4 separate regions of the Homo sapiens genome follow, and all the other regions are linked to region 4. A link is a loop called in an ENCODE intact Hi-C map of the cell type or tissue named here. Cell type or tissue: Calu3. All regions are shown on one strand.

Region 1 (8,000 bases), 250 kb after region 4:
AGGGGGCTGGGGAGGGGACGATGCCTGGGCTCTGTCCAGGTGACAACTGAATGGACTTAGCCCTCGATGGCCCTCCTTCTTGGCACTCAGTGCTGTGAACTTTTTAAAAGTATGCCCATCCATCACATCTTACCCAGGATTCCAGAAACAGAGAGATTGGGAAGAAAGTGAGCAAAATCTATTTCAGATCCATGCTGCCCCTTTTCCTGTGTTCTCTGTTCTTTCTCCATGAAAAAAAGGGAAAAGAAAACTGAGCTTTCTTTCCCCAACCCTTTTTCTTTCCAGCCTGATCTACACAGCCTAGTTCTTGGGCATACAGATTTCACAGAACAGTCTCTACAATACCCTGCACGAAAGCCTGCCAAAATGACTCACTAAATCAGCAAGTGCAGAGCACACGCAGTAAAAACTGAGAAAAGAGCAGATCTGCCCTTGTATTTATTTTACAACATATCCAAGAGCAATGAATGTGAAAGGCAATTTACGTACTCAAATTAAAACTGACTGAAGTTAATCTGCTTTAGGTTTAAATGTAGCTTGGTTTATCTTTGATTGTAAGAATTACAGACTAAAGTATACATCCACCAAAATGGCCACTCTTAAAAAGATGAGCCAGATCAAGTGTTGGGAGGATCTGGAGTAATCGGAGCTCCCATGTGTTCCTGGGAGGAGTATAAAATGGTCTAACCACTTTGGAAAGCTGTTTGGCAGTGTCTGCTAGAGCTAAACATATGCCTCCCTGGGACCCAGCAAGTGTACTCACAGACCTGTACCCAAGGGAAATGAAAGCATGTGCCTGCCCAAAGATACGTGCAAGGATGATTTTAGTCCCAATAAGTGGCAAACATTGGAAGCAACACAAGTGACAATCAACAGTGGAAGGGATGCAGAGTGTCATATTCATACAGTGGAATCCTACACAATAATTTTGTTTGAAGTACCAACTACACTCTCATGTGACAACATGGGTGGGTCTCATAGGTGCAATGATGAATGGCTCATGCCTATAATCCCAACACTTTGAAAGGCTGAGGTGGGAGGATTGCTTGAGCCCAGGAGTTTGAGACCAGCTTGGGCAACATAGTAAGACCCCATCTCTACAAAAAATAAAAACATTAACCGGGCATAGTGGCTCACGCCTGTAGTCCCAGCTACTGAGGAGGCTGAGGCGGGAGGATCCCTTGAGCCCAAGAGTTCAAGGTTGCAGTGAGCTGTGATTGCACCACTGAACTCCAGCCTGAATAACAGAGCAAGATTCTGTCTCAAAACACAACAACAATAACAAAAACAGTATATTTGGTATGGTGCCATCTATATGAAGCTCAAGAACAGGCACAATCTGTGCTGACAAAGGGCAGAGTAGTGGTGACCTTGGAGGGGTGGCAGGGGTTGTTGTGAAGGAGCCTGAGGGAGGCTTTGGAGAAGTTGGAAAGGTTCCCCATCTTTACGTGGATCATGCTGCCCGGGTGTACACATTTTTAAAAACTCATGGAGTCATGCACTTATAGTTTGCTGATTGTATGTATGTTAAAACTCAATTTAATTTTTTTTTTTTTTGCTGTTTTTGGGGGTTTTTTTGTTTGTTTGTTTGTTTGTTTTTTGGGAGATGGAGTTGTACTCTGTCTCCCAAGCTGGAGTGTGCGATCTCGGCTCACTGCAACCTCCGCCTCCTGGGTTCAAGCAGCCTCCCAAGTAGCTGGGATTACAGGCGCCCGCCACCAAGCCCGGCTAATTTTGTATTTTTAGTAGAGATGGGGTTTCACCATGTTGGCCAGGCTGGTCTTGAACTCCTGACCTCAGGTGATCCACCTGCCTTGGCTTCTCAAAGTACTGTGATTACAGGCATGAGCCACTGTGCACGGCCCCTCAATTTAAAATCTAAAAAAACTTTGTAGACAAAGGTAGCACCTCATCTTTGTTCTCATTCCAGAGGCTTATCAAAGAGTCACAACACTTTCCCCACACTTCGATTGCCTGGGAAATGATGAAAGCAGACAACTTACCAACTTACCAGGTGAGATAAAAATCATGACGAGGCAGGCTGCCCCCGCCAACAAATTTGACATGGCCATGGGGTAGATGCGGCCCACGCGGTCAATGGTGATGAGGGCTATGAAGGCCCCCGGGATTTCGACCAGAGCGGAGTAAAGGAAATCCAGGTAGAGGTTCCCGCTGGTGGCGCCCATGTGCAGGATGAGCCCCTGATAGAGCACAGAGTCCGTGAACCTGAGCCAAGAGGAGGTTTCAAGTCAAAGGCATGAGTCAGAGACTGAAGAAAAAAAAAAAAAAAAAAAGCCCCTCGCAGATGGAGAAAGAGCATGAATCACTGGGTTTAGAATGCCCTAGAGCAATATGAGAAGAGGGGAGTAAAAATGAGAAAGAGTGTCCTAGAAGGGCCCCAATGATACATTTTTTTCATGATAGATGTGAGAGTCTGACTTGTAGGATATGCCTCCAAGTCTCCTGGAGACTGCACGTGAGGATGGCTACTGTTCACTGCAGATTTAAATGTCTGGTTCTGCACCAAGCCCTGCACGTGCGTACCTCATCTGACACCCCAACAGGCCTACGAGGAGGTGGGCAGGAGAGACCAGGAAGTAAGGGGCCAGGTGTCGGATTGCTTTATGAGCTGTGTCACCTTGAGGAAGTTAACTAACCTCTCTGGGCCTCAGTTCCCTCGTCTGTAAATGGGATTGTAATAGTACCTCCCACATCTGTTTGTCTTGAGTACTCACTGAATTAGCGTACAAAAGTGCCAATTATAGTTCCCAGCACACAGTATGCACTCAGGGCACTCAGAAGACTCAGGGCACAACAGACAGAGGCATGGGCCAGGTCTTTCCAACCGCACCATGGCATTCCCGGCCCTTTACTGTGCTGTCCTTAGTGGGCGCTATTGATTCACCTACGCTCTTCCATTCACTGCACACCCCCTCCGTCCATATTTGAGAAAATGTAGCAACATTACAGCATATGGCACACAGACCCGAGGCCTAGCTAAATCACTCTCACCTGAGCCAAAATGTAGGGTGCCTCATGTGTCACTTCGGGGGGAAAATATCATTTGGAAGCTAGAAAGCTTTTACAGTCATATTTACATTGTGAGAACAGATTTGGGTCAATAAGAAATTACTGTCTCATCCCAGCATGCAGATTGCCTATCAGCTCCAAAACTGAGATGAAAATGCATGTTGCTAAGGAATGTATCCTTCTTTGATAAAATTTCGCCTAAAGAAGCATTGGGATGCTTTTGTTTCTAGTCCTAAATTATTCCTGATTGGACAAAGGGTCAAGAGAACAAGAAACAAGGTGCTTGCCTGCAACTCAAGGAGTTGAGGTTAGCCTGAGTGCCTCTGTACCATTTAGCCAGTTAAAGACAGCAGTCATATTACTGATAAAGAAACTGGTTTAAGAGAAAGGAACGTGTAACCTTGATTTTCCTGTCAACAAGCCAGTTAACAAATGTGCCGGGCTGCCACCTGTGGGCAGAGCTCATGAATTGCATGTGTGTATTAAAATAACAAAAAAAACCACATTGACATTGAACATTTCCTGCATGGATGCTGTACCCTCTTCTATGTCATTTACACATATAATCTCCTTAATCCTCCCAACACATCTGTGAGATAGGTACTATCACTTCTCCCATTACTGAGGGGGAAATTGAGTCACGGAGAGATTAAGGCCCTTTGGAAGGTCACACAGCCAGGACATGGTGGACAGACCTTTCGAGTCTCAGTCATGACAACCAGCAGGACAGTAGAAAAGGGCGTTCAGGGGCCAAAGGCGTGAGGCCTTGTGGGCCACAGAAAAGGATCTGGCTTTATTCTCAGTGATTAGGAAGCCAGCAGAGGGTAAACAGGGAGAGACAAGGTCTGTTGAGCTCTAAGGGATGCCTTTGCCTGCTTTGTGGAGCACCGAGGGGCATGGGTAAAGCCAGCAGGCCACCCAGAAGGTGCCTACAGTAATGCAGGTAAGAGATGCTGCAGAACTGTCCATGAGACAGCTGACATTTATACAAAGAATTAGTGCCAAGGACAGGGCTACTACAACCCCAGCAAGGGAACCCAGGGTGCCCAAGATGGGAGGCAGCAGGTTCTGAAGGCATTTCCAAGCCAGTTGATGGAACTTGCCAGAGGACTGGATGTGGGGGTAACAGAACAGAAGAGTCAAGAACACTGCCTTGTGGGGAGTCTCGGAGCTGGGGAGGGGAGCTGAACAGCGTAGCAGAGCGGGCAGTTACTTCCACTGCAGCGGCCAGTCCCAGCCTCCATGCTGAGTTCAACACTGAGTATCCATGGAAACCCACCAGGTACATGGGGCTATTTGCAAAGGTTCACGGGCCCAGCATGTGGCTGGGTGCAGGACCCCAGCGGCAAACTCGGAGACAGGGAGGGTGAAGGTTGAGGCAGGACAGGACACACTGAACCTGGACAGATTCTGGGGCACAGTGTTTACTCATTCAACTTTCAGCAAATATTGATTTAGGGTCTGCAATATGCCAGGCACTGACTTACTACAAACTCTTTGTTCCAATAAAACCTCACATAGAAGAGCAAACAAGTGTGCCTGGGTAGCGGAGCTGCTCCCGCTGAAGGGGCCAGGCCCAGAGTGCAGTTGGGGGGCCCTCACTGTATGCTGAGGGGAAAGCCCTTGTGCGGAGGAGGTGAGCCAGCATCCTCCTAGGGAGCAGGGCAGGGGATTCCTGCTCGTGACAGCAGCTGGGGGAGCATGCAGACCCCTGGAATGTGCAAAGCGTGTGTGCGTGGGTCCATGTGGGTGTGCGTTCTCTAGTCAATAGGTAACAAATGCACAGAGATGCTCAGGTAGGGTCTCTAGGGTGTTTAGATATGAGGAATGGAACTTCCTCCTCGAACGCTCCAGGAGCTCTCATCCACCTTCTGACGCCGAGTCAAGACTTGGCTATTCCCAGAAGATGAGACCATGTGGAACGGAGGCAGCCCCGATAACCCTTTATCCTATTTCTCTCATCCCACTGGTGATCTCCCAAAGGTAACAAATGCTCCTCACTAAAATGAAGCCTTTTCCTTATTATTCAATCCCCAAGGGAGAAACAAAAAGAGCTCTTTGACCACTCACAACTATATTACAATTCTTTTTCCCTTTCTCTTTTTCCACCTGAGTATTCCACTGTCTCTAATCTATAGCCCAGTGCTTGGGCGAGCGTGCTGATTCTGCCTGGAGAGACGCACAGGAACGCCCCTCACCACAGGTACATCAGGATGAAGGTGCGCTTCCTCAGGCGCGGCGTGCGGAACAGGTCTGCAAATGAAGGGCTCAGCTTTTCGGTGACATCCTCTTCGAGGGAAAGCATCTAGGAGGGAGGGAGAGCATCAGCCACACTCACGCTGTCATGAGCAGAGCCACCTGGGAGCCCCTGGGGAGGTGAGCCTTGCCACCACCGTGCTTCACACCCATGACAAGGGGCACAGTTCTGCTCTTTCCCCTGGCAGCCCCAGACGAATCTGCACCAGAACCCAGCCCCAGATTCAGTGATGTGAGATACCCCTTCCTAGATTTCACCTTTAAATCAGCAGGAGGCAACTTCCCATTCTTTTGAGCGATGTGGTCCATTATCTTTATTGCTTCAGTGTTTCTTTTTTGTGATAACAGCCACCGAGGGGACTCCGGCACACACCTGCGAACACCACTCATCACTATCTGGCATTTTCCTCGGTCTGACGTTCAGCCCTGAGCGGGGTGATGCTGTTGCTCAGTGCAGCCTGCCCTCCCCACGTTGGGGCTGTAATCCCTCAAGAGGATGAGGACCTGGGGTCACTGTGCGCTAGCCCATGTGGCCCAGGTCACAGCTCTGTGGGTCACTCAGACTCCTAGTGTCACCTAAGATTTATAGACCAAAAGGGAGCCATCGCTTCCTATGTAGCCTTCCTTCTGTGCAGCAGGGGCCTCATCTCTCCTGGGGCAGCCTTTGTCCCCCACGGAAAACACTCACAGAGCAGATGCTCCATGTATATTACCCGATGACACCAGGACATCTCCAGGCAATACAAGGGCTGTTGAACACTTCTCAAAATATTTCTCAAACAAAATAAAATGTATTTACTGTCCTTTAAAATCAAATCAACACCATGCTGTCTATTTCAAATGGGACGAGGAGGGTACAACTCAAAGACTGGGCCTCTCTGGCATAAGGGTCTTCTGAAAGCTGGCCGGCATTGACTGCCTCACCCTGCCTGAGCATGCAGAATTTGCCTTTCTGCTGGAGAGATCCCTGTTTCACAAGGACGAGGCAGGGGAAGGGCAGGCTCCTCAGAACTCCCTGGCCATACGTGTACAACTCTTTCATTTAGAGAGACTGGGTTAACTCTAGTGCCACCCACAGATGAGGTCTGCTCTCAGCAAAACTAAGACAAAAGGTGGAGGGATGAGAAATTCCTCTCTGTGGACCTTTCTGCTACCCCCTCTTCCCTCCACCACAATAAAAACTGACCTGTGGAGTTCTTTGCCCTTCAGACTCTGCGAAGCACTCACAGCTAATATGATTAACACCTTGTTTGGACTGATTCTGTGTCATAATGGCTCAGGGTACACAGTCCCCAGAGAAGGTTGCATTGAGCAGGCCTGTTGTTCCTTCATTCTGTCACTCATTCATTCAATCAAGATCAAATGCCTGCTCTATGGCTAGATGAGAGGTATTTCAGTGTCTTAATAATAATACCAATAGTACTATAAAAATGAAGAAGTGGGAGAAGAGCAGAGATGACAGCAGAGAGGAAGAGAAGAGGGGGAAGAGGGAGAGGATCAAGAAGATAACAGAGCATCTGACTTCATGCCAGCACCCCTGGGACGGACTCTAGGGGACTCTCGGGAGTGGTAGCCATTGCAGTGGGATTGCCACCTGTGGAGCCTTTCCTACCACTGGACGCTGATACAGATTTCCCAAGGCCACTGAGCAACCCTCAAAAAGCTGCCTCCTTCACCCGGGAGTGAGGTTCAGCCTTGTGTTTCTGGAAAGTGCACATGCTGAGGCCCTGAGTTTTCCTGGATTTCTGTCCGACTCTTGGCATGGCCCACCTTTATCTGGGGGAACCTATCTAAAGAGGCTTTGTCTGAGGAAAGCTCCACATGTAACCTGGGCCGCCTGGTAATAACAGAACAACCTGAACAGTACAAGCGGTGGGAAGCGCTGGCTCCACGCAGCCCCATGCGATATGCGTGTGGGAAACCCCAGGCTCTGTGCAGCCCTATGCATCATGCCTGTGGGAAACCCCGGGCTCTGTGCAGCCCTATGCATCATGCGTGTGGGAAACCCCGGGCTCTGCTCATCCCTATGCATCATGCATGTGGGAAACCCCGGGCTCTGCTCATCCCTATGCATCATGCATGTGGGAAGCCCCAGGCTCCCCTCATCCCTATGCATCATGCGTGTGGGAAACCCCGGGACCAGCTCATCCCTATGCGTCATGCGTGTGGGAAACCCCGGGACCAGCTCATCCCTATGCGTCATGCGTGTCGGAAACCCCGGGACCAGCTCATCCCTATGCGTCATGCGTGTGGGAAACCCCGGGACCAGCTCATCCCTATGCGTCATGAGTGTGGGAAGCGCCGGGCTCCGCGCAGCCCCATGCGTTATGCATGTGGACACCATGGCCTTTGGAAGACGGCCTGTAGGCGCCCCCCACTCCAAGAGACTGGTCCCTCGAGAGGACAGAAAGCGCAGCCAGAGGGGTGGCCGGCGCCCCTTCCCCGTAGGCAGGAGGAAGGGCCTCACCAGTAGTAGAGCAGGAAGAGGAAGGTGGGCAGGGAGACTGCCAGCTGCAGCCAGCGCCAGTGAGGCAGGGCGTAGGCCAGCCCGGTAAGCGCCACCAGCCCCACCGTGAAGGCCATCTGGTACATGATCGCCACCGTTCTTCTGGAGCCCGAGCCAACAAATTCTGTGACTGAAACAGGAGGTGTGGACGTTATGCGGGTTCCTTGCAGGAGCCCAGGAGCCCGACGCCGTGCGTTCAGAAGCTCGG
Region 2 (8,000 bases), 160 kb after region 4:
ATTAGTAATATTATTAGTATTAGTAATACTAATCAATAATACTAGTTCAGTATTCATAATATTATCATCACTACTAATACTCAAGTATGGGACTCCTGCCATAGAGGCAGAATGTTGAAGAGAAGAATGAGAAGGAAGAAAGTTTCCCAGCAGCAGGCCCCTAACTCTCTCTCTGCTGATTTCCACCCTTCCTGAGGTCTCTGTCAAAGAGTTAACTCCTCCATGCCCAGAGGTGGTAAAACACAAGCCCTTTTACTTCTTACTTCAAAGAAGGGGGTTAAAATTTTGCAAAAGGCAATTTCAAAACCCAGAGGAAATAAAGACCCACATTAAGAAAATGCATCAGCATAATGGAGCACCTGTGTTGATGCACCTGGAGCAATTAGATTTCAGGAGCGTCACATAGCACTTCCCTTCTGCTACTGCCAGCAGGAACACACCAGCACTGAGCCTTCTCTGGTTAACTGGAACACCTCAATGCACCCATTTCAGGCTCCTTTGACACCCATTCTGAGCTGCTTTTAATTGAATATGTGATGCTTTTTCCCATGGGCATATAGCACTCAATTTAGGGGAAGAGAAGAAGAAGAGATTTCACTCTCAGATGTACATGAGGGTGTAAAGGGAAAGGAAATTTAAAAATCTCAGGACCCCCAGAATCCTTATGCAAAAGGGAAGACTAAGCCTGGAGGTTGAGTCATGCAACACCCTCTTCCAGATGAATAGCTGTTACAAGCATTATACATCATGCCTCAGTTATCTACAAAGGACCACCCCTGCAGGTCATTCATAAGTAAATTCTTTGCTGGCCTCCTGTAGACAAGAATTTTAGGTCTACAATCTAAGCTTAGCTTCTAAAACTAAAGTCTGCTGATTCCACACTGATAATGTTGATTGCAAGCTTATTTCCCAATGTACAGAATAAAGACAAGATCAGTCATTCCTCCACCTACTCAGAGAGGCCTGCATAATTGATTCTTTTCTTTACTCCCATTTTCTCTTTAAACATTCACCTTATCATATGTAAAATGTAAATTTAACTGGGCACTAGTTAAAGTCTCACAAGGATGGAAACATTCCTCTACGGCCTACCTGCCCCTCTCCCTACCTGCCTCCCTACTTTAAGGAAATGTATAAATACCAACCTCCTGAAAGCCTCTTTGTAAAAACAGCCACAGATGTGTCTGTGGCTCATTGCTTTTCAGGGACATGCCCTAAAGCTGACTTAATAAACCTCGACTGACTGGGACATTTTCCTCAGTCACTCATTTCCGTTATCAGGGGAAGCTCCCACCACTTCACTCCTAAGGCTGCCCAATGCCCCACACAGCTACCCTGCTCATTCCTTTTCTTCCCCTTCTTCTCACGGAATTTGTGAGGGGGAAAATTTTCCACCACTCTAGATCTGCCAGCAAAAGTTCCAAACCACTGATGGAACTTACCTGCAAAACAGATGCAATGAATTCCTCCATGATCCAGTTTAATAGCAATAAGATGGCCAAAGTTGACAGAGCACAAGCTCTTTATCCTGAGATAACTTGGCCACAGAGTAGCTGGTGCTACTCCTGAGACATATGTGACCCCTATTTCTTTCTCCCCCAACACTGGCTAAGGAAACTGTCCTCAGAACCCTCTTTTCATCATGAGGAGGTACCCATCAAACCCTCTGTCCTCCTTCCTGCCATGGAGGAAGTTAGAGACCACTCAATCTTGGCCACTCCCTTAGGTGGACAGTGGGTGACTAATGGGTCAGCAGGACATTTCTGGATAGCAGATGGTTACTTCGTTACTGGAAAGAGGTCCTGACCCAGACCCCAAGAGGGGGTTCTTGGATCTTGCACAAGAAAGAATTCGAGGTCAATCCATAGAGTAAAAGGAAAGCAAGTTTATTAAGAAAGTAAAGGAATAAAGAATGGCTACTCCATAGGCAGAACAGCAGCATGGGCTGCTCAGTTGAGTAACCTATAGTTACTTCTGGATTATATGCTAAACAAGGAGTGGATTATTCGTGAGTTTTCCAGGAAAGGGATGGGCAGTTCCTGGAACTGAGGGTTCCTCCCCTTTTCAGACTATATAGGGTGACTTCCGGACATCACCATGGCATCTGGCATCTGTAAACTGTCATGGTGCTGGTGGGAGTGTCTTTTAACATGCTAATGCATTATAATTAGTGTATAATGAGTAGTGAGGATGACCAGAGGTCACTTCCATCGCCATCTTGGTTTTGGTGGGTTTGGGCCAGCTTCTTTACCACTTCCTGTTTTATCACCAAGGTCTTTGTGACCCTGTGTCTTTTGCTGACCTCCTATCATCCTGTGACTAAGAATGCCTAACCTCCTGGGAATGCAGCCCAGTAGGTCTCAGCCCCATTTTACCCAGCCCCTGTCCAAGACAGAGTCACTCTGGTTCAAACAACTTTGACAACTTCATGTTTCTCTAAGTACTATTTAACAAATAGTACTTTATTGACCCTTGTTCCTGCCTGACACCTTCCTGCAGGAAAGATAAAGGATTATAACTACATTTCAATATTTAAAGTAAACTCAAAGACAATTCTAATTTTATTCTTGAAAGTAATTTCATATTCTTCCCTCACTAACCTTTAGTATGAGTGGCTAGTGGAAAGAAAACCTAATAGTTTTTCATTTTAACTTCTTTCTCTTTCTTTTCCACACAATAATGGTGTGCTAATTGTGGTCTTGAAATAGCCATAAAACGATAATCAAAGAAGACTGAAAGTCAACACACTGGAAAATCCTGGCTGAAAGAGCACTGGAAAAATCAACAAGGATTATTCTGGTTAACTAGGCCTGTCTTTGCAAATATAAAATGCCAAACGAATGGTAATTTTATTAATCAGTTGTATTCATCATGATTCACTCACTTCAGAGATTCAGATGCCAGCTGAATGTGTTTCTTGTTTGCATTACTTACAATACAATAACCAAGTGAATCTTGGGAGGCTTGGAGACATTTTGAGAGGTTAATTATTTAATAGGCACTTCCACTGTATATACCATGTGCCAGGCACTATTCTAAGCCTTTGACAATATTAATTCATTTCAGCCTCATAACAAGCCTGTCTCTGTTACCAGAAAGGGGTCCCAATCCAGACCCCAAGAGAGGGTTCTTGGATCTCACACAAGAAGGAATTCAGGGCGAGTTCACAGAGTGATGTGAAAGCAAGTTTATTAAGAAAGTAAACAAATAAAGAATGGCTGCTCCATAGGCAGGGCAGCCCTGAGGGCTGCTTGTTGCCCATTTTTATGGTTATTTCTTAATTATATGCTAAACAAAGTGTAGATTATTTATGAGTTCCCCGTTTTTAGACCATATAAGGTAACTTCCTGATGTTGCCATGGCATTTGTAAACTGTCATGGCACTGGTGGGAGTGTAGCAGTGAGGACAACCAGAGGTCACTCTCATTGCCATCTTGGTTTTGGTGGGTTGTAGCCAGCTTCTTTATTGCAGCCTGTTTGATCAGCAAGGTCTTTATGACCTGTATCTTGTGCCAACTTCCTATCTCATCCTGTGACTTAGAATGCCTAACTGTCTGGGAATGCAGCCCTGTAAGTCTCAGCCTTATTTTACCCAGCCCCTCTTCAAGATAAAGTTTCTCTGGTTCAAACACCTCTGAGATTTCCCCATTCCCTTTTGTAAGAGAACTCTTAATCTTAATGGTTGCAGAGAGACAAAGATCCATCTTCTGTAACTTTTTCATTCTGATTAAGGGTGATGATATTTCTGATTAAGTATTAGGGTCTCTTGTATTCAGGGTAGAGAGGAGCTCAGTCAGAAAGCATCAGTATGGTGAGGGCCATTCATAACTCTGAGTTCTGACAAAAAGTGATATCTGAAAGATTAATAAGAGTTTAATTTAAGAAAACATTTGGTAAGCTTATCCTGCACAACCCTTTGTGTATTCCTACACAAAGAGTAAAACGGCAATATGTTCCACAACAGTAAAGAAAAATAAGCAAAATTATCCCAAGCAAACTAAATTAGAAGGCTTTCCATGAACCTGGCAATTGTTGAAACCATGCTGATATGGGGTCACTACCTGATTCCAATGAGCCCAGAATTAGAATATTGATCCAGATTTTTATATTACCCATCCCTCTTGTTTCTTCTGAACTGCAGGAATCACTCGTTGGAATGAGCAGGGTCAGTCTAAAGTGCAGGAAGAAAAGCTTAAAACAACTGATGAGACTAGAATATAATAACAGGTATACCATTGTTCTTGAAACATAATTTTTCTCTCTCCAGTTTCCCATTTTTGCTAAAGACAAATCTTGGTAGGACTGATTTGCTTTATTGTACTTGGCCTGATTATTTGTATAAAGTGCAGCAAAAATAATTATTTTTCACATAGGCTTTTTAAATTGGCTTTGACAAAACTTTGTTCCATAAAAGGAATCTCAGATAAGACTTTTTTTTTCAAAGCCAAGCCCAGCCATGGGTTTGTACCCTCTAATACCAATAAGTTGAGTAAATGCCTCTCCTCTTGAGGTCCCTAGGTAACTCAGGCTCCTGGGTCTGTCAGAAAGTGACATTTTTTACTTACCACAGGTCAGGAACCCTGTACAGGGACTATGTAGACAAGGTATGATGTCAGTTTTCCCAGGGGACTTTTATTGGCTCTACCAGTTAAGTTTGATTTCTTAAAGGAAAGCACAACATTCCAGTCAAAGCCTTGGTAAAAATAACCAGTTTCTCCAACTGTGTCCTGTTGCAAAAGAAAACAGATTCTTATTGCACTTATGCAAATAACTATATTGCCATAAGTTAAGAGTACTCACAAATAATTTTCAAATTCTGGAGAAATCAGGTAGAGAGAAACAAATGTGCTCCAAAGTTTTTCACAGGAATATACTTGACTTAATTGCTACAAGCTGTAAATACTAATAGCTCAAAAGAAAAGTTTCCTTGACTCTGAAAAACAAAACAAAGGATCAGCAACGTTTTAAGCAAAAAATTAAAAAAGAATACTTCGGTCTTTTATTCAGTCCATGCAGTTAACTCCTGCTTTGTTTGATATACATGAACATTTCACCTCTCCCTGAGAGTCCTGAAAGTATTTTCCTCTATTCTAATGTCACAATCTCCAAAGTTATCAGAAACCTGCATTCAAGAATACCTGTTAAAGTCCTATAGTTGATTATAAAACCACCTTTTGAAGAGGATCAACACAAAACAACAATTGTCTGTGGATGGTAAAGTCTTAGGGCAGCCACAGTCAAAAACACAATTGACAAATAAATATGTTACTTCTGTAGCACACATTAATTTAACATAGCAATTATAATTATTACTGATAATGTACACTAAGTCCTATCAGAATTATAGGAGTTTCATATAATTTTGGAACACATACCATTAATGTATTTATACAAATAGAGCCCAAAGACAGCCAAACACCATTTTATGTTCAACAATGCTTCCTGTATGACTTTTATACTACATAAGTCAAATTTCACTTTTACATTAGTGTACTATTAATGTTAAACCTTCATAGACATATCTACCCAATTTTAATGTTTGACCATAAGGTAGGATTCTCATAAACCTTTTATAACTCTTTACAAACTTTTTATTAAAGAGCAGATCAGTGCTGTAAGAAAAACCTATTGTGCTTTTATCCTAATGTTCAATTTATGGAAAAACTGAATGATACCCCTTTAACTTTAGCCAATATATTCACACACAGAATTTCTTTTACATGATTAATTTTTCACAAATCCTCCACAACTTGTTGAAACCTTCAGCTTTATCTTATTTAACTTTAAACAATCCTTTAACCCTGAATTTCAGATTCCCTGAAATTAAGGGTCTCATTTTTATACCATATCCTCTAACCCAAAAAGAGGAAATCAGCCCATTTCCTATAGGAATCTTATCTGTCAGTGGGGAATGGGGACATTTTCATAACTTCTAGGTGGCCAAGAGCATGCTTTTCTGATGTAAACTTGCAAAGAGCTGAGGATCTCCCCATAACTGCCATTAGCTATCCCTGAAACTATATTTCCTACCTAGTCACACATCAAAGCTCTCTCATAATGTATAGTAATTTCTGATACCCTCCAAGTCAAAAACATCAGATAATGCAATGAAAAATAGAACAGACCCTTAGATTTTGAGATGGATCTATCCACTTTAATTCCTTGGGCTTTATGAGGAAAACAGAGGTTTTACCAAAAGGAGGTCTGTGATGTCTCCTCTGTTTTTCCCAAGGAGTTCCAGGCTGTTAGAGCTTGAACAAACTGACTTTTAACCATAGCACTCAAATCCTTTTAAATATCTTATTACCTGACTTTAGCCATGCCAAACAGCCGATATTTTTTGCTCAGAGAAAGGAAAGTTCAAGATGGTTTGTGGAGAGGAAGAGAATTAACCAGTGGTAAAGGTTATACAGATTTTAAACCAGAAAGGATTCATTCCCTAAGCCAGGATTGAACCCTGGGCCACCATTGTAAAATGGTGAAGCCTTAGCTATTGAGCTACAGCATTGGCTGGTTTCCGTTGTTCTTCCCAGAAGGATTTTAGAGCAGCCAATTCTGAGCTTGCAAAGTCTTTTAACTGTTCAAGATAATTTTTAGGGATAAATATGACATGAACCCCCAAATTCCTATCTGTTGGATGGTGGAAACCAAGAGAAAGAACTGCCATGTGGTTACAAGTTCAAGCTCCCAAGGACATTTTTCAACATGTGGTCTCTGGGCACAATGAAAGAGCAGACAGTTACCCTGAGTAACAGAAAAAATAGAAAAGAGAAAGGAGAGAAAGGGAGAAAAGCATTGTCTGGTGGGGCGGCAGGGGCAGCTCCTCCTGTGGCAGGGTGGGGAAGGAGAGGTGCTCAGGGAGGCCAGAGAAAGACCCACCCATTACAGTAACACTGTTCAGGTGACCACTTGTCGGTAGCGAAGGGATCTTTTCCAGCAGTCCTATCCGCTCTCAAGCGTCCCTCTTAGGAAGAAATAACTTTCACTCGTGTCCGTGTGAAGAGCCCACCAAACAGGCTTTGTGTGAGTAACAAGGCTGTTTATTTCACCTGGGTGCAGGCAGGCTGAGTCCGAAAAGAGAGTCAGTGAAAGGAGATAGGGTGGGGCCGTTTTATAGGATGTGGGTAGGTAAAGGAAAATTACAGTCAAAGTGGGTAGTTCTCGGCAGGCAGGGGCGGGGGTCACAATGTGCTCAGTGGGGGAGCTTTTCAGCCAGGATGAGCCAGGAGAAGGAATTTCACAAGGTAATATCATCAGTTAAGGCAGGAACAGGCCATTTTCAATTCTTTTGTGATTCTTCAGTTACTTCAGGCCATCTGGATGTATACGTGCAGGTCACAGGGGATATGATGGCTTAGCTTGGGCTCAGAGGCCTGACATTCCTGTCTCCTTATATTAATAAGAAAAATAACAAAAAACAAAATATTGGTAAAGTTTTGGGGTGGTGAAAATTTTGGGGGGTGGTATGGAGAGATGATGAGTGATGTTTCTCAGGGCTGGTTCGAGTGGAATTAGGGGCAGCGTGGGAACCTAGAGTGGGAGAGATTAAGCTGAAGGAAGATTTTGCGGTAAGGTTGTTAGAAGGCGCATTTGTCATATAGAATGATTGGTGATGGCCTGGATGCATTTTTGTATGAATTGAGAAACTAAACAGAAGACACAAGGTCCAAATAAAAGAAGGAGAAAAATAGGTATTAAAGGACTAAGAATTGGGAGGACCCAGGACATCCAATTAGAGAGTGTCCAAGGGGGTTCAGTGTAATTACTTGTTTGGTTGGTGAGTTTTTGGGCTCTATTCTTGACAGAGTCCTTTTTTTAAAGTTGGTGGCTGAGCTTCGTGAGGTGTGTTTTTAAAAGACCATTAGTCCATTTTACCTTTCCTGAAGATTGAGGATGATAAGGGGTATGAAGGTTCCACTGAATACCAAGAGCCTGAGAAACTGCTTGGGTGATTTGACTAATAAAGGCTGGTCCGTTATCAGACTGTATAGAGGTGGGAA
Region 3 (8,000 bases), 170 kb after region 4:
AACCCTATAGCCATTTGGAAAGAATTAAATTGACTTTATACTTCACACCATACACTGAGATAAATTCAAACTAAATCAAAGACTTGAAAGCATCAAAAAAATTAGTAAAATTACAAAGACATTATACGAGAATTTCTTTAAACTTTCACGTGGAGAAGGTCTTTCTAAATATGACCCAAAAAATCCAGAATCCATAGAAGAAAGGTCAATATGTTTGCTTTCATAAAAATAAAATATTCTGCGTTAAACAACTACTATAAGCTAAAAATAAAATTATAAACTTGAAGAAAATATTTACTACTCTACATTGGGCTAATTTTCCTAACAATTCCATAAAAGCGACCACCTAATAGAAAAAAAAAAATAACAGATTTGAGCAAATAATTCAATGAAAAGGAAATAAAAACAGCTCTTAAATATATGAAAATATGCTCAACTTCCTTCATAGTAAGAGAAGTTCAAATTAACACTGCACTAATAACTACTTGGATTGTCAAAACTAAAATTACTTGGTAACACACTATGTTGGGGAAGAATGGGGAGAAATGTAGTCTCCCGTGTTGCTGGTAGGAATTAGATGCCTCTATAATGGACAATGCAATAGTAGTATAAAAATTACAAACATGGGCTGGGTGCAGTGGCTCATGCTTCTAATCCCAGCACTTTGGGATGCTGAGGCGGGTGGATCACAAGGTCAGGAGATCGAGATCAGCCTGGGTAACATGGTGAAACCCCGTCTCTACTAAAAAAGTACAAAAAAATTATCTGGGTGTGGTGGTATGCGCCTGTAATCCCAGCCACTGGGGAGGCTGAGGCAGGAGAATTGCTTGAAACTGGGAGGCAGAGGTTGCAGTGAGCTGAGATCGTGCCACTGCACTCCAGCCTGGGCGACAAAGCAATACTCTTGTCTCAAAAAAATAAAAATAAATTAAATAAAAATTATAAACATGTATATCCTTTAACCTAGTAACTCTACACCTCTAGAAGTTTACGTGTACAAAGTGATATATGTACAGGACTAGTCATTAAGGCAATTTTTTATAACAAGTGTTGGAAACAACCTAAATGACCATGAATTAGAACACCAGTTAAATAAATGATATGCCATTCTGTAAAATTATACAGCCATTAAAAAGAATGAGGCCATTTCACATACGCTGACAAGGAAAGTTCTCCAAGATATATTGCTAATGGGGGAAAAAGCAAAACATAGAAATGTATATATTCTATCATTTGTGTAAAAATAGTGAAAGACATATATATAAATACTTGTAGCTCTGGAAAAATATACAAGAACCGTAACACTGGTTGTCTATGGAATTGAGTGACTGTGAGATACAGGTAGAAGGGAGACTTCAATGCTTACCTTTTTGTAATTTTGAATTTTGGACCATATGAACCCATTCAAACAGTACATTAAAAAATTCTAGATAAAGACAAACCTATCTGACACTCTCCCCACAAGTTTGTTTATACAGTATGTTTAGATATTTTTATTTATTTTCTTCTTACTCCACTTTTGGCCTGCTGATACCACAAACAACTGATTTTTATTCATTTTACCAAACCTTCATGTTTAACATTTTCAGTACTTGGGCAAAATGCTGGTAAATCACAGTGGTCTGAGGCTTTTCCTAGAACTTGAGTCTTAGAGTTGGAAGAGGCCTTTGAATCCGAGCGGAGGTCACACACTCGCAGCCTGCAGGCCACCAAGTTCTCCAGTGCTTTCTTTGGCCTACAAAGTATTTTTTTAAAGTGGGAAATTCCACATAAACTGGATTTCCAGGATCTGTTTTTAAAAAGCAGAAGATTTGGTAACACTGAGAAGATATTTCCTCTTGTTGGCAATTTGTAGGAGCTGAATGATCGCTTGGCTTTCTCAAGGGCATGCCCTCTGCAGGAGGCCACAGTCCCCACTGTTTCCTATTGTCTTTGGTACATTGTATGATCTGCTTGGTGCATGCAGACATTTGAGTTGGAGACCTTTCATCTAAACCAACCACCTCCCACCCCGTACCCCTCTCCCCATGCAGCTTCCCACACACATGGGCACCTCCCGTCAAAGACAGTCTAAATCCTGTTTACTGCTGTATCACTGGAACTCAGCACAGTGCGTGGCATACACAGAGCAGGAGCTTACCAATTATTTGTGGAATAAATGCTGAAGTTCCTTCTACAGCATGCCTAATTGAAGTTTCTTTCTCTAGCCAGCGCCAGTGCCAGGCAGGCAGTAATATGTGTGGTGAAGAGCAAGTCCTGTAGAGCCTGAGCCCTGCCGTCACATTTCCCATGTGTGTGGCTTTATTGCCTTAATGCCTCAAAGCCTCAGTTTCCTCATCTGTAAATGGGGACAACAGTACCTACTCACTGGATTAAAGAAGAAAATATGCCTGACACTAATTAAGTGTCGATTGGTTCCTGATTAAATTGTTATGGTTCCTAAGGGCACTAAACCTGTCCTAGTTACAAATATAACCTGTGAACTTATACCTAATACCTTATCTCACTTCTTAAGCCTGTTTTCCTTTCTGTAAAATGAGGATAACAATAGCTAACATTTACTAAGAGCTCTACCCAGTGCTTTCCATGCCCTTCCCATGCACCTTCTTTTATTGCACTTCATTTTATTGTGCTTTGCAGATATTGTGTTTTTTAACAGATTGAAGGTATACAGCAACCCTACATTAAGCAAGTTTATTTGCAGCATTTTTCCAACAGCAGGTGCTCACTTCATGTCACTGTGGCATGTTTTGGTAATTCTCACAATATTTTAAACTTTTCCATTATTATCATATCTGTGATGGTGATCTGCAATCAGTGATCTTTGATACTGCTATTGTAATTGTTTTAGGGCACCACAAACCATGGCTGTGTAAAACAGCAAACTTAATTGATAAATGCGTGTGATCTAACTGTTCCACACACTGAGCATTCCCCCATCTCTCTCCCTCTCCTTGGGCCTTCCTATGGCCCAAGACACAACCATATTGAAATTAGGTCAATTAATAGCTCTACAATGCCCTCTAGGTGTTAAATGAAAGGAAGCGTTGCAAGTCTCAACTGTAAAGCAAAAGGCAGAAATGATTAAGCTCAATGAGGAAGTCATGTTGAAAGCCAGCATAAGCTGAAAGTGAGGACTCTTGTACCAGGTAGCCAAGTCGAGAATGCACAGGAAAAGTTCTTGAAGGAAGTATAAAAATGCTACAAATGAGAAATGAAACAGCCTTATTGCTGATATGGAGAAAGCTTGAGTGGTCTGGATAGAAGATCAAACCGGTCACAACATTCCCTTAAGCCAAAGCCTAACCCAGAACAAAGCCCTAACTCTTTTCCATTATATGAAGGCTGAGACAGGTGAAGAAGTAGCAGAAGAAAAATTCGAAGTTAGTAAGTTTGGTTCATAAGGCTTAAGGAAAGAAGCCATCTCCATAACTTGAAAGTGCAAAATGAAGCAGCAAGTGCTGATGTAGAAGCTGCAGCAAGTTATCCAGATCTAACAAAGATCACTGATAAAGGTGATCACACTAAACAACAGATTTTCAATATAGACACAACAGCCTTCTATTGGAAGAAGATGCCATTTAGGACTTTCATGAAGAGCGAGGAAAAAATCAATGTCTGGTTTCAAAGCTCGAAGGACAGGTTGACTCTCTTGTGAAGGGTGAATGCAGCTGGTGACTAGAAGGTGAAGCCAGTGTTCATTTACCATGAAAACCCTAGGGTCCCTAAGAATTATGCTAAATCTACTCTGCTTGTGCTCATGGAATAGCAAAGCCTGTGTACAGATAACAGTACATCTGTTTACAGCATGGTTTATTGACTATTTTAAGCCCGCCGTTTAGACCTACTGCTTAGAAAAGAAGATTGCTTTCAAAAGATTACTGCTCATTGACAATACATACACCTGGTCACCCAAGAGCTCTGATGGAGATGTACCTAAAGATTAATGTTGTTTTAATGCCTGCTAACACAACATCCATTCTGCAGCCCATGGATCAAGGAGTAGTTTTGACATTCAAGTATTATTATTTAAGAAATATACTTTATAAGGCTATAGCTACCGTAGATGGTAATTCCTCTGATTGTTCTAGGCAAAGTACATTGAAAAACCTTCTGGAAATCTTTCACCATTGTAGATGCCACTAAGAACATTTGTGGATCATTAGAGGAGGTCAAAATATGAACGTTAATGGGAGTTTTGAAGAAGTTGATTACAGCCCTCATGGATAACTTTGAAGAGCTCAAGACTTCAGCATAAAAAGTGTCTGCAGATACAATAGAAATAGCAAAAGAACTAGAATTAGAAGTAGAGCCCGAAGATGTGACTGAATTGCTTCAACCTCGTGATAAAACTTGAACAGATGAGGAGTTGCTTCTTACAGATGAGCTTAGAAAGTGGTTTCTTGAGATGGAATCTACTCCTGGTGGAGATCCTGTGAACATTGTTGAAATGACAACAAAGGATTTAGAATATTACATAAACTTAGTTAACAAAACAGCATCAGGGTTTGAGAGGATTGACTCCAATTTTTAAAGAAGCTCTACTGTGGGTAAAATGCTATGAAATAGCATTGCATGCTATAGAGAAATCTTTCATGAAGAGAAGAGTCAATCAACATTGAAAACTTCATATTCTTGTTTTAAGAAGTTTCAACAGCCACTTCAACCTTCAGCAACCACTGTCTTGCTCAGTCAGCAGCCATCAACATAGAGGCAAGAGCCTCCACCAGCAAGATTACCACAAATTGAAGGTTCAGATGATTGTTAGCATTTTTAAAAAATAAAGTATTTTTAAATTACATTGTTCTCTCAGACATAATATTGCACATTTAATAGACTACAGTATAGTGTAACCGTAACTTTTATATGAACTGGGAAACCAACAAAAATGTATGATTCACTTTATGGTAAAACTTACTTTATTGTGGTAGTCTGGAAGTGAATCCCCAATATCTCTGAGGTATGCCTGTATTACCTCATTGAATCCTTGCAGCAACCCTATGAAATAGGCGTTATTATTATTAACCCCACTGACAACTGGAAAAAAAAAAAAAACAGGCCAGAGAAAGTAAAGGACTTGCTCAAAACCACACAGCCAATCAGTGACAAAGCCAAAGTTTCAATCCTGGCAGCTAGATTTTGTGGCCCATGAATTTGTCTCACCATCAGAGGGTTGGGCTCATGAATGGGACAGTGCGACGAAGCACCCGTCGCAGTGCTTGGTATTTAGTTAGTAGTCACTCACCGGTGGCTGATGTTGTTGCTGCTGCTGCTGTTGTTGCTGCTGCTATTGTCATTTTTCTTGTTGCTGTTGTTGCTGCTATTGCTGTTGTTATTGTTACTGCTGCTATTGTTTTTGCTGTTGCTATTACTGTTGTTATTGCTATTGTACTTATTTCTACTGTTGTTACTGTTGTTGCTGCTGCTGTTATAATTATTGCTGCTGTTCCTACTGCTGCTACTGTTGTTGCTGCTGTTGTTGCTGATGTTGCTGCTGCTGTTGTTACTGCTGGTGTTCGTACTGCTGTTGTTGCTGCTGCTGTTATTGCTTCTGTTGCTGTTATTGTTGCTGATGCTGCTACTGTTGCTATTGCTGTTGCTGCTACTATTACTGTTGCTATTGCTGCTGCTACTGCTGCTGGTGTTGCTGCTACTGTTGTTGCTACTATGGTAATGATTGCTGCTGCTGCTGCTGCTGCTGTTGCTGCTATTACTACTGCTACTTCTGTTGCTGCTGCTGCTGTTATTGCTGCGACTTCTGTTGTTGCTACTGCTGATTTTGCTATTTCTGTGGCTATTGTTGCTGCTGTTGTTGCTCTTAATTGTGATGGTGTTGATTCTGTTGCTATTGTTGCTGCTATTGCTAAAATTGTTGCTGCTGTTGTTGCTATTGTTGGTTTTGTTGTTACTGTTTCTGTTGCTTTTGTTATTGTTGCTGCTGCTGTTGCTGTTGCTGCTGCTGCTGATGCTGTTACTGTTACTATTGCTATTACTGATACTATTGTTGCTGCTGCTGTTGCTCGTGTTGCTACTGTTGCTATTGCTGTTACTACTGAGGATCCTATTGTTGCTATTGCTGTTGCTGCTGATGGTATTACTGTTGCCATATCTGTTGCTGCTACTGTTACTGTTGCTGTTGCTATTACTATTGTTGCTGCTGTTGCTTTTGTTGTTGTTACTGCTGCTGTTGTCACTGATGCTTCTACTGTTGCTATTGCAGTTGCTGCTGTAATTACTGTTGTTGCTGCTGTTGCTACTATTGCTGCTACTGTTGCTGCTGTTCTTGCTTTTGTTGTTCCTGCTGCTGCTTCTATTGCTGCTATTTCTACTGTTGTTGTTTCTGCTGCTGTAGTTGTTGTTATTGTTGTTGGCAGAGAGACCAGAGGAGCTCAACTGACTTGATTTTACCTCCCCATCTGGAGCTTTAGAGAATTCCAAAACCATAGGGTGATTTGGGTAAGCTTCTGCCATCCCTCGTCTCAGATTGGATTGGTCCAGAAAACGAGACAATACTAACCAACTCCAGGTGGGGGAAATTCTGTGAGATGCTGGGTGGCTGGGAGCAGCCCACAGCTGATTCAATATTGCTATAAACAGGAACAGGTCCAAAGGGCATGGCTGGGAACAACAAAATGAAGAAAGCAGCATTTCTACGATGAATATCAGCAATGTCCTGGCATTCACGAAGACAAGATGATTGAGAAAACTTGCAATTTGAACAAATGTTTTAATTGCAGTCTTCATTTATCAAGCTGTTGAAAAGTAAATACACTTTGAAAAAATAATTTTTCAAATTCTATTTGCATAACTAATGATAACAAGATTTTGCAATCTTCATCTTTAACTGATATAAGATTAAGTTTAGACTTTACCCACATTCTCTATTACAGAGAAAGGTGAACACCCTAAAAAAGGAACTTATTTAGGCCAGTACCAATTCAACAAGATAATTTTAGGAATAACTCTGTCGACATGAGTTATCAACAAGTTCTGTCCATTTTCTTTGTGAGAACCACCACTCAGAACACATTGCAAGACTAATCCTGAACAAAGTTTATAATCATTTGTTGTTCCTCTCATTTATTACCCACTTTATTTTGGTTTTCAGCCTCCTCATAATTTCTTTCTCCCCTCTCCATTTTTATTTCTTATTGCAGACCAAGAAAAAATAAAGAAAAGATGATTTACCTCCAAGTTCAGAAACTAGACATTCCATTGAACTAAGAAGAGAGACCGTTGCTGCTGTCATGACCTAGCTTTGATGGCAGCAAGACCAAAAGTAGAAATCCCTGCACTCATCACAAAGCCCATACAACTCAACCAAACTTACCCCTGAGCCCTATCAACCTAGGTCTACAGCCAGTGGAGTCTATTGTACACTGTGGAAAAATACCCATGGGACCAGATCCTGCCAAATTCTTCCAGCTCACTTTATTCTCAGCATTCCTAGGACATTGGACATTGGTTTTCTGGAGGGTTTTTTTTCCATCTTTGTATTTTTTTAAATTTGATTCTTTTCTTTGCAATGCTATCTAACCAGAATACATAGGGGAACTGTGGGCTAGGCAAACAAAATAGAAAAAAGTGTGAAAAACAGTAAAGTTGGGAGAGGAGCATCTATTTTCTTAAAGAAATAAAACACCCAAAACAATATAAAGTTGTCCAGAATGTATGTCAAGAATTTTAGATAGGCCTTTCAGTAACACAGGTGAAGAAATTTTTAAAAATACATTGATTATTATCTAGGTTAGACTTAAAGTGAATCTCAAATAAAAGAATCAGGAATACAACTTAAGTGATCATGAGGTCCTTCCATATTTAGATTGGGTAAGCATGAATGTGTATTTTCTACAAAAGACCTTGAGAAGAGTTCAATAAAAAATGTTAGCATTATAAAACCATTGATGATCATTTTTTAGTCTGGTAAAAATGTCTTAACATTTGTGGATTTTAAAATACATGTTAATATTTTATAAAAGTAATATTATGAATACATTTTT
Region 4 (8,000 bases):
AAACCATCAGACTTACAAAAAGTTGTTTAATTAAGTCATCAGTCATTTACATTTACTTATAATTAGTCTTACATTAAGAAAGTTACTTTCTTAATACTGGAACAATATGTCAAATTGTCCCATTGTTTGTTGCCCTGAAGATTTTAAAACTTCAAGTCAATGCCTCAGAGAAAGATGAGAGAGAGGCATGATTAATTTTGCAAAGTGGGAAAAGTACAATTTTGGGTAGGAACCTGCATCCTTAAAAGGGACATATTCTTAGACGAATTTGTTTTGGGAAAGAGTACGAATGTAGGTTGAGGATCTGAAAACTGGCTCCCTTAAAATTATCCAGGCCGACAATTCCTGTGATCATCTTTGCAAATCTCCAAGTGGTATGCTTACCCCAGTTTCATGCTGCAGTCTAACCACTGCATTAGACTCTAGCATGAAGAGAAAATTAATGTGGTTGGAATATGAATTTTGAGGAGTCTCATAAATACATATTCATAAGTAAACTATCGTATTTACTTATAAAGTCCAACTTCTTGCCTTGGTTTTACAGCTAATGACCTGTCACCTAACATAGTTGGAAAAAATTTGGAGGCAGTAGTAGTTGGCTTCTCACAGAGTTGCTGAGATGATCAGTCAAGATGTAAGAAGTAAAGAGATTTACAGATATGCATAATAGTTGTAATCATGGTCATTTTAAAGGATTTTTATTATCAATTTTGGTTTTTCGAGGTACAAAAATTTTATTTTAAGTAAACAAGTTGATGATTATTTATCTGAAATAATTTCTCATTGGAATTAAGCAGGCATAGTTATTCTATGTACTAAAATAAAAGTACATAGAATTTCAGAAAGCAAACAGCGAAATCAAACTACCAGCGGAAATGCAACATTTGCTTTGGAAAAGTATCAACCAGTGTCAAATATAAAAACCCAAACAGTAGAATTTGCTTCATCCATCTGTACTTCAAATAGCTGAGTTAGCTAGCAGAGGCAAACAGGAGTGCTTTTCGTAGATGACATAGCAAGGCCTATCAAGAGCTTGCCTTTTAATACATGTATTCAGCTGCTTTTGAACTATGTGAATTAAAATGCCCCCAAAATATTCTTTAAACCCATAAAATATTCTTTAATATAATACTGATTATCTTCTTGACTGTCCCATAAAAGGCATAGTCAAATAGGATTTCTCTTATATTTGATATTTAAATAAGAATCAATTTAAAATAAATACTTCAATGGTTAAAGTGCAGCGATAACACAACATTTTCTAAAGCTTTATGATAGGCATCTGGGCCAGATACTGCCTGCCCTTCTGTGTTTTCTGTACCTCAGGGGACTACATTTCTCAGATTCCTTTACTGGCAGGGTTCTGTGTAGGTTGTACCAGTAGGGAGCTAGTGCAAAATCAGAAGGTAGGAGGGAGGTAGTGGACATTCTGCTTCTGGCTGTGGCAGCAGCTCCAGCTCCAATCCTGACAGTGGTGGCTGTGGGAGTCAGCCAGTGCCCCGTGTGCCTGGCCACATGGGGGCAAAGGGATACTGCCCCACAGCTGCCAGCTTTGTAATGGCCACCCAGCAGGGCAGGACACTGCAGGAACTGTCCTTCCTGACCCCTGTCCTCTCCTTCTTCTTCAGCTCTTCCAAAACAGCTCAAATCCTAACGCTTTTATTAAATCCCTCTCTGGTTAAAATACCTAGCCTGGTTTCTGTTTTTGTGACTGGGATCTTGCCATCTTTCAAAGGTAGAAAATAAAGCAACAAACAAATTATGTGTTTCTAAAGAAATGCACACACATCCACACACGCTTGTGTTTCCTGTACAGGGAAAACTGCAGGCCCAAGGATTGAAGGGCTTGATGTTGACTCTTGCTCATAGAGTCAGGGGGCAGACCTCTGCCTCTAGGGGCTGACGCTTCCTAATCAGCTCTCAGCTTGCTGCCTGCCTGCTGATGCAACAGCTCTGGGCCTGCGATGTATCTTTCGTGTTTAAAGAGAGATTAGCGGGCACCAAAGCCATGAGCTTCACAGGCTAAGTACTTTTTTCTGATATAAAGTACTAAAAGCTTGTTGTAGTTCCTTGGGAGACCAAAAACCCACCTCTTGTCAATGGGAGATCATTGTGGATCACCAACAATTCACTTAAGTCTGAATCAATGACGCACATTTATGTCCTTCTCCTAAGGCAATCTATGTAGAACAACTGGGGCATCTCCTATTTTTTTTCAAAGTATACACATGCAAAAACATTAAGCAATTTTAAATGTTCATAAATCCATGTGTACCCATTCTGTTACTTATTAATCTTCAAAGTCACTTTTACACAAAGAAAATGACGCCTTTTGGCATGAGCAGAAAGTCAGTCTGATAAAAGACTCAAACAACTGTTGGTGTAATGTAAGGATAACATTGCTTCGTTTTGCAGAAAGCCTGAGTAACTGTAGCCAAATGAGAAACTTTTGAAGGGTTTCCAAGTGAAGGTTTTTCTTAGCTTTTCTTCTTTGTTAAAATCCAAACAGACATTATGTTAATTTGAGTTGTAATGATGAAATGCTGGGGCAAGTAATTATTAGATATATGCTAAAGTTGTCATTTCTAAATTATCCTTAAAACAAGAGCAACAAATAATCTCCCATTTACAAAGGTCAAAGGTAAGAAGCAAGGCAGAAAATAATGCAAGTATTCAAAAGGCATAGAAAATGTGGCATATATACACCATGGAATACTATGCAGCCATAAAAAATGATGAGTTCATGTTCTTTGTAGGGACATGGATGAAGCTGGAAACCATCATTCTCAGCAAACTATCACAAGGACAAAATACCAAACACCGCATGTTCTCACTCATAGGTGGGAATTGAACAATGAGAACACATGGACACAGGAAGGGGAACATCACACACTGGGGACTGTTGTGTGGTAGGGGGAGGGGGGAGGGATAGCATTAGGAGATATACCTAATGCTAAATGACGAGTTAATGGGTGCAGCACACCAACATGGCACATGTATACATATGTAACAAACCTGCACGTTGTGCACATGTACCCTAAAACTTAAAGTATAATAATAATAAATAAATAAATAAAATAAATAAATAAATAAATAAACTCAGGAGAGGGGCCTCATTTGCTCCTCAGACCATAGGGAATGGACCCAGGTGACCATCAGCTGGATTTTTCCACTGGGTTCTAGGTTAGCCCTCTTGAACAAATTCTCACTTAAGAGATTCTAAGATTAGACGATATCACAGTATTTTACTTTAGTTATAAGCCATCGGAAATAGCCCTCATTTGCGGTGTGCATTGTTCTAGGAGAAAGGGAAGTCTCTGAAGTCAAATTGCAATATCTATGTGCTTCTGTTTTAATTTTCTAGGGATGAGTTGTCAATGGAACCTTTCCTAATCAGCTCTTAGCTTGAAATCAGGAGTCACTAAACTCTTCATCAGTATTAAAAATAATAATAATAATAATAATAATCACTGATACTGTCAGGTGTGGTGTGCTCCTGGCTACATTTTGCACTGGCCAAAACAATGACATGTAGACCTCCATGGGCAACTTCCATTTTTAATCAACCACACAGTACCATAACAGAGCCTAATAATGGCTAAAAATTATAGTAATCATAAATAATAATTTGGTTTGGGTTTCCATGAGGAAAAAGGATGTCATTATTAATTTGGGTCACCATGAAAAAATTTTAACATGATCTGATGGCACTATTTGGGCACCTTCATTTAATGTCAAAAAGTTAACACTTCTTATACTACAGGTATAAAGAGTAATTATCAGGTATGTTGGAGATCACTCCAATTTTGTTTGCTTGGCATTATGCCGAGAAGGCTGGGAGGAATACCAGGCATATACACACCTTGTTTCTGTCCCTGGGAGGTACTTGTTATATAGTTTGGGAGCCAAGGTCAATTTCTGTGAAGCAAATGTAGAGCAGCTGAGATCTAAACAGAATGGAATCGACTAAATGTAAGATAATTTCAAACAAAGAAATGGCCCATGGAGGTAAGAGCAGCTGGAGACTTGAAGAAGGTTGGACCAGAGAAGGTCCCACAATGAGCTGGATTTAGGTAGAAATCAAAGGAAAAAGAAGGGCACTGAAGACAAGATGAGGAGCAGGTCCAGCCACAGAGACAGAAACGTGGGTGCCAACAAGGTTCTGCCTGGCACATGACTGGGAAGTACACTGTTTTAAGCTGGGCAGCTGCTTCTCCCCATCCCACCTTTGATGGGGAAGGGAGTGTGGGTCCAGGGCCAAGACAGGAAACCAGGGGATCTGCAATGATTGCCCAGAATGGGGTGATTTAGTTTAATGCAGAGAGGCATCATTATGAGATATAGGCTCTTAGATCCTCACTTGTCATAGAAGCTGTTCTCCAAGGTTCATAACTATCAGGCTTTACTGTAGGTTAGGCAGCTAAGCTTCGAAATAGGAGGGAGAGATGTCTTCTAAATGCATCACTTTTTTTCTAAACTTGTGAAATTGGGAGACATGAAAGTATTAAATCTGTTTGAATAATAATTCCTGTCATTTATTAACTTCTGCCCTTGGTGACTCATCCTCAGGTTGTACAAGATACATATGATACGTCAGCCCCTCTCTCTCCAGGCTGTTTTATTTCTTTGTAGTGAAGGCTTGCAGTTACGCATCTTAAAATGTTTACAATTTCTCTAAATAACTGAGACTGTCTAAAGACGAGAAGAAGATGAAAGGTTCTAAATATGTTCTGGGTTCTCTTGGCAAAGACGAGTCCTAGTTCTGGAGCCAGACAGCCTGGATGTCTTGACTTGGCCGCTCCCAGGTCTGTGTCCTCTGGCGATTTTCCAACATTGTTGACTCTTGTGTTCCTATCTGTAAGATGAAGAACTGGAATGATGAGTCATTGGTATAATATACATAAAGTACTCAGCCCAGTGCCTGAGACACAGTAACTGTCCAATAAATGTTACCAATTGCATTATAATCAGTGATATAATGCTGATGATAATAAAATATATATATATAGAATTACTTGAGGTAAATGAAAAAATGCCTGAGCCCAACTCCAGTCCAATTAAATAGGATTTAGTCTAATATGCAGTTGATATAGAGGTTATCAACTATTTACCTGCTGGAAGATAGTTAATTTCAGCGTATTTTATAGGACTGGCTTCCCCCCTCCCTCAACACCCTACATTTTATGTCTACCTGAAACCTCAGAAGTTGACCTTTGGAAATAGGGTCTTTGTAGATGTAATGAGTTAAGATGAAATCATGCTGTATCAGAGCGGGCCCTAGTCCAATGACAGGTATCCTTTGAAGAAGAGAAAACAGAGACACAGCCACATACCAGAAAAAAGGCCATATGAAGCCAGAGACAGAGATTGGGGTGATGCATCTACCAGCCAAAGAGTGCCAAGGACTGGCAGCAGTGCTGGAGCCAGGAGAGGGGCATGGAACAGACCCTCTCCTAGAGCCCAAGAGACAGCATGGTTCTGTGCACATCTTGACTTTGGACTTCTGGCCTCCAGAACCAGGAGCGAATCAATTTCTATTTTCTGAAACCACCCAGTTTCTGGTATATTGTTTCATCAGCCCTAGGAAATGAATACTCCTATCAGTTTCACATAAAACAAAGATTAATAAAACAACAAGGAAGATAGCTCTCTCTTCTGCATTCTCACTCCTTGGAATTCAGGGATGAGCTTTGTGCTGAGTCCTGGTCCACACAGCTGCATCTCCCTGGTGGCTCACTCATCTCATTCCCCAGTTGCAGCCCCCTGGAGAGAGTGTACATCTTTTTCCCACCTCTCAGGTGTCAGCCTGGACCCGCAAGATACTGGCTTCCCAAGCAGAGAGGACCCGACAACCTAGCCATGATGGGACTGTCTCTCAGGACAGACTCTGACCAGTAAAAGATGGAGCACAGGAGAAGAGGGAGCCCAACCCCCTCCATGGCTGTTCTGAGACACAGATATTCCACTAGACTTTGCAGAGCTCCCTGGGGAATGAGGCCAGTGCCTTGGCTGTGGAGTTGTGGCTGGCTTGGGGTTCCTCGCTCTGAATTGCTCTCCCTCCTTCCTGCCGCTCTTGCTTTCCCCCCTCTTCCTTCCCTAGGATGGCAGCCCTTGATCAAGAATTAATATATAAGCTTTTGCCCCAGGCTCCGATTTTTAGGCCACTCAGGCTAAGGAGTGCTTAACAAGTGGATCATAGCCATCTGAATAGGGCTACTCTATTTTAAATTCATGCCTCCCCATTTTGGAGGAGTCTGTTTAAAAAAGTATACATTATAAGTGGTGATTAATTAGTTCTAAGTAAGTTAATCAAAGGCACAAATACTTGGCAAGCATAGCTACTGTTTTTCATGAACTAAACATCTTGAGTCACTGCATTGATTTAATGCAATTCCATCCAAAAGGATGAGACCCACACAGAATCCCACCCAAGGCCAACCACGTTAGACTTCACTATACAGACTCTGCCCCATCCCTGCTGGAGCCAGTGCTGACCAGGTTCAACACAGTCTCCAAGGCTGTCAGCCCAACCAGCAGGTCCTGCTGCCTGGATGGGTTTTGTTGCTCTCAGCCCTGCAGCCATAAACCTGGCACTACCAGGGTTTCCCTTCCACTAAGAGAGAAGAGTGCTAAGCCGGGGCATGAGTTAAGAGCTGAAATTGCAGCCTCGCTCTGACCATCTGGGTGTAGTATCATCAACACTGGGAGTACAAATGGTCAAGAAGGGACCAATCTCTGACCTGCTCTACCAGTGGGCTAGGAGGAGAGACGTGTCACAGAGTCAAGTGGACATGCCACGCTGCACATCAGGGCACAGTGACAGTTGCCTGACACCCCTTACTTGCTCCAGTGGCAGTGGCAGGACTGAATTTTGGAGAATTACCCTCCCCACTGTGAACAAGAACAGAACCCTGTCAGTTAAGGTGCTTGGCCATCCTTTGCCGTGGCCTCCCACATGGCCACGTTGGATTATTCCAAGGACTGGCTGACAGAATTGATGTTCTCCTGCTTGGCACTTGGTAGACTCTCCATAAACACTCGTTCATTGATTGGATCAGTCAGTTGGATATTCCAAGGAACTGGCACAAGACTGATATTAAATACAAGACAAAAAAATGGCTCATGATTAAGGGCCAATTCTATGGAAAAATCAGGTCACACAACTTTTTAATCAAGTGAGATGATCAGCCTTCTATACGAGATATTTCATCATCATGTCATCTGACCGTGAGTGTTCTGGAAAGATGACTAAATTGGATGCTCTAGCCAGTGACTATCTAATACATTCACCTCTTTGGGAGCCCAAGAGGGGAGTCTTCCCCTTGGCTTCTCTCCTTGGTTTGGGGGTAACTGACAGCCAGTGCCCTGCAGCTCCAGTTGTCTGGATTATTGCATTTCCTAACACTGGTCTCGTACCTGCCCAAGCAGGCCATGACTTAGCAGCTGATGCACAATGCAGCTTTGGGGTAATTCTTTCTCTGTTCCTTTACTCTCTAATAAAGAACCACAATCAGGTAACATCTCTATTTTCATCATACTTATTCTTGTTGCAGATAATTGCTGTTAGCTTCTTAAGCTGATTCCTGTAAAGTTTATTTGTAAGAAAATAAAAATAGTGAATAAGGTGGTGTATAGAACAGTCCCAAAGGGAAAAATGACTAAATTCAGAAGCACAATGTAGACAGGCAACTTAATGGGGACTGGACTCACAATAAGAGGCATTTCTATGAGCATTTTATAGAAATATTTTTTATCATAAAATAAGCAATTAAAGTAGAGATTGAGAAACATACAGCAACTTAGTAAATCATTATTTTCAAAAGGAGAGCTCATGACTTAACACAGTGTTCTCAAAGTGTGGTTCCTGGTCTAGCAGCAACAGCATCATCTGGGAACTTACCAGAAATGCAAATTCTTGGGATCCACCTCGGGCACACTGAGTCAAAATTTCTAGGGGTGGGTCCCAGAAATCTGTGTTTGAATACACTTCTCCAGGGGAT

The links. Hi-C counts contacts between places; a loop is a spot of excess contacts. Peaks named below come from ENCODE experiments on the same cell type or tissue, not always from the same donor. Only the 100,000 strongest peaks of a DNase experiment are listed, where the experiment ranks them.
Region 1: a loop joins it to region 4, with 4 times the contacts of the local background. A loop is called at or near these places in 3 of 110 quality-filtered maps.
Region 2: it touches region 4 in a loop (2.1-fold over the local background); 3 of 110 quality-filtered maps call a loop at or near these places.
Region 3: a loop joins it to region 4, with 5 times the contacts of the local background. A loop is called at or near these places in 3 of 110 quality-filtered maps.

Annotation. Positions count from the first base shown.
Region 1 is chr6:160,133,879-160,141,878 of GRCh38, reverse strand. SLC22A1 (solute carrier family 22 member 1) reads right to left here. Exons shown (of 11, transcript NM_003057.3): 4 at 7,754-7,922; 5 at 5,545-5,659; 6 at 5,229-5,335; 7 at 2,012-2,226. Among named protein-coding and RNA genes, the nearest start is that of SLC22A1, 16 kb to the right of the region's middle. RefSeq lists an enhancer at 6,788-7,987. In Calu3, a CTCF peak has its summit at 3,487 (motif pointing left); a DNase peak (open chromatin) is centred at 3,458.
Region 2 is chr6:160,233,305-160,241,304 of GRCh38, reverse strand. All of the region lies in intron 9 of SLC22A2 (solute carrier family 22 member 2), which reads left to right. Among named protein-coding and RNA genes, the nearest start is that of SLC22A2, 22 kb to the left of the region's middle. RefSeq lists enhancers at 279-1,173, 1,174-2,069. In Calu3, no CTCF peak of the experiment used is centred here; a DNase peak (open chromatin) is centred at 3,454.
Region 3 is chr6:160,216,656-160,224,655 of GRCh38, reverse strand. SLC22A2 (solute carrier family 22 member 2) reads left to right here. Exons shown (of 11, transcript NM_003058.4): 11 at 7,158-7,901. The coding sequence ends at 7,224. Among named protein-coding and RNA genes, the nearest start is that of SLC22A2, 38 kb to the left of the region's middle. In Calu3, no CTCF peak of the experiment used is centred here; no DNase peak of the experiment used is centred here.
Region 4 is chr6:160,388,358-160,396,357 of GRCh38, reverse strand. The region is part of intron 1 of SLC22A3 (solute carrier family 22 member 3); the gene reads right to left. LOC124901453 (a long non-coding RNA gene) reads left to right here and starts at 4,205. Exons shown (of 3, transcript XR_007059843.1): 1 at 4,205-8,000. In Calu3, no CTCF peak of the experiment used is centred here; DNase peaks (open chromatin) are centred at 1,527, 1,887 and 4,817.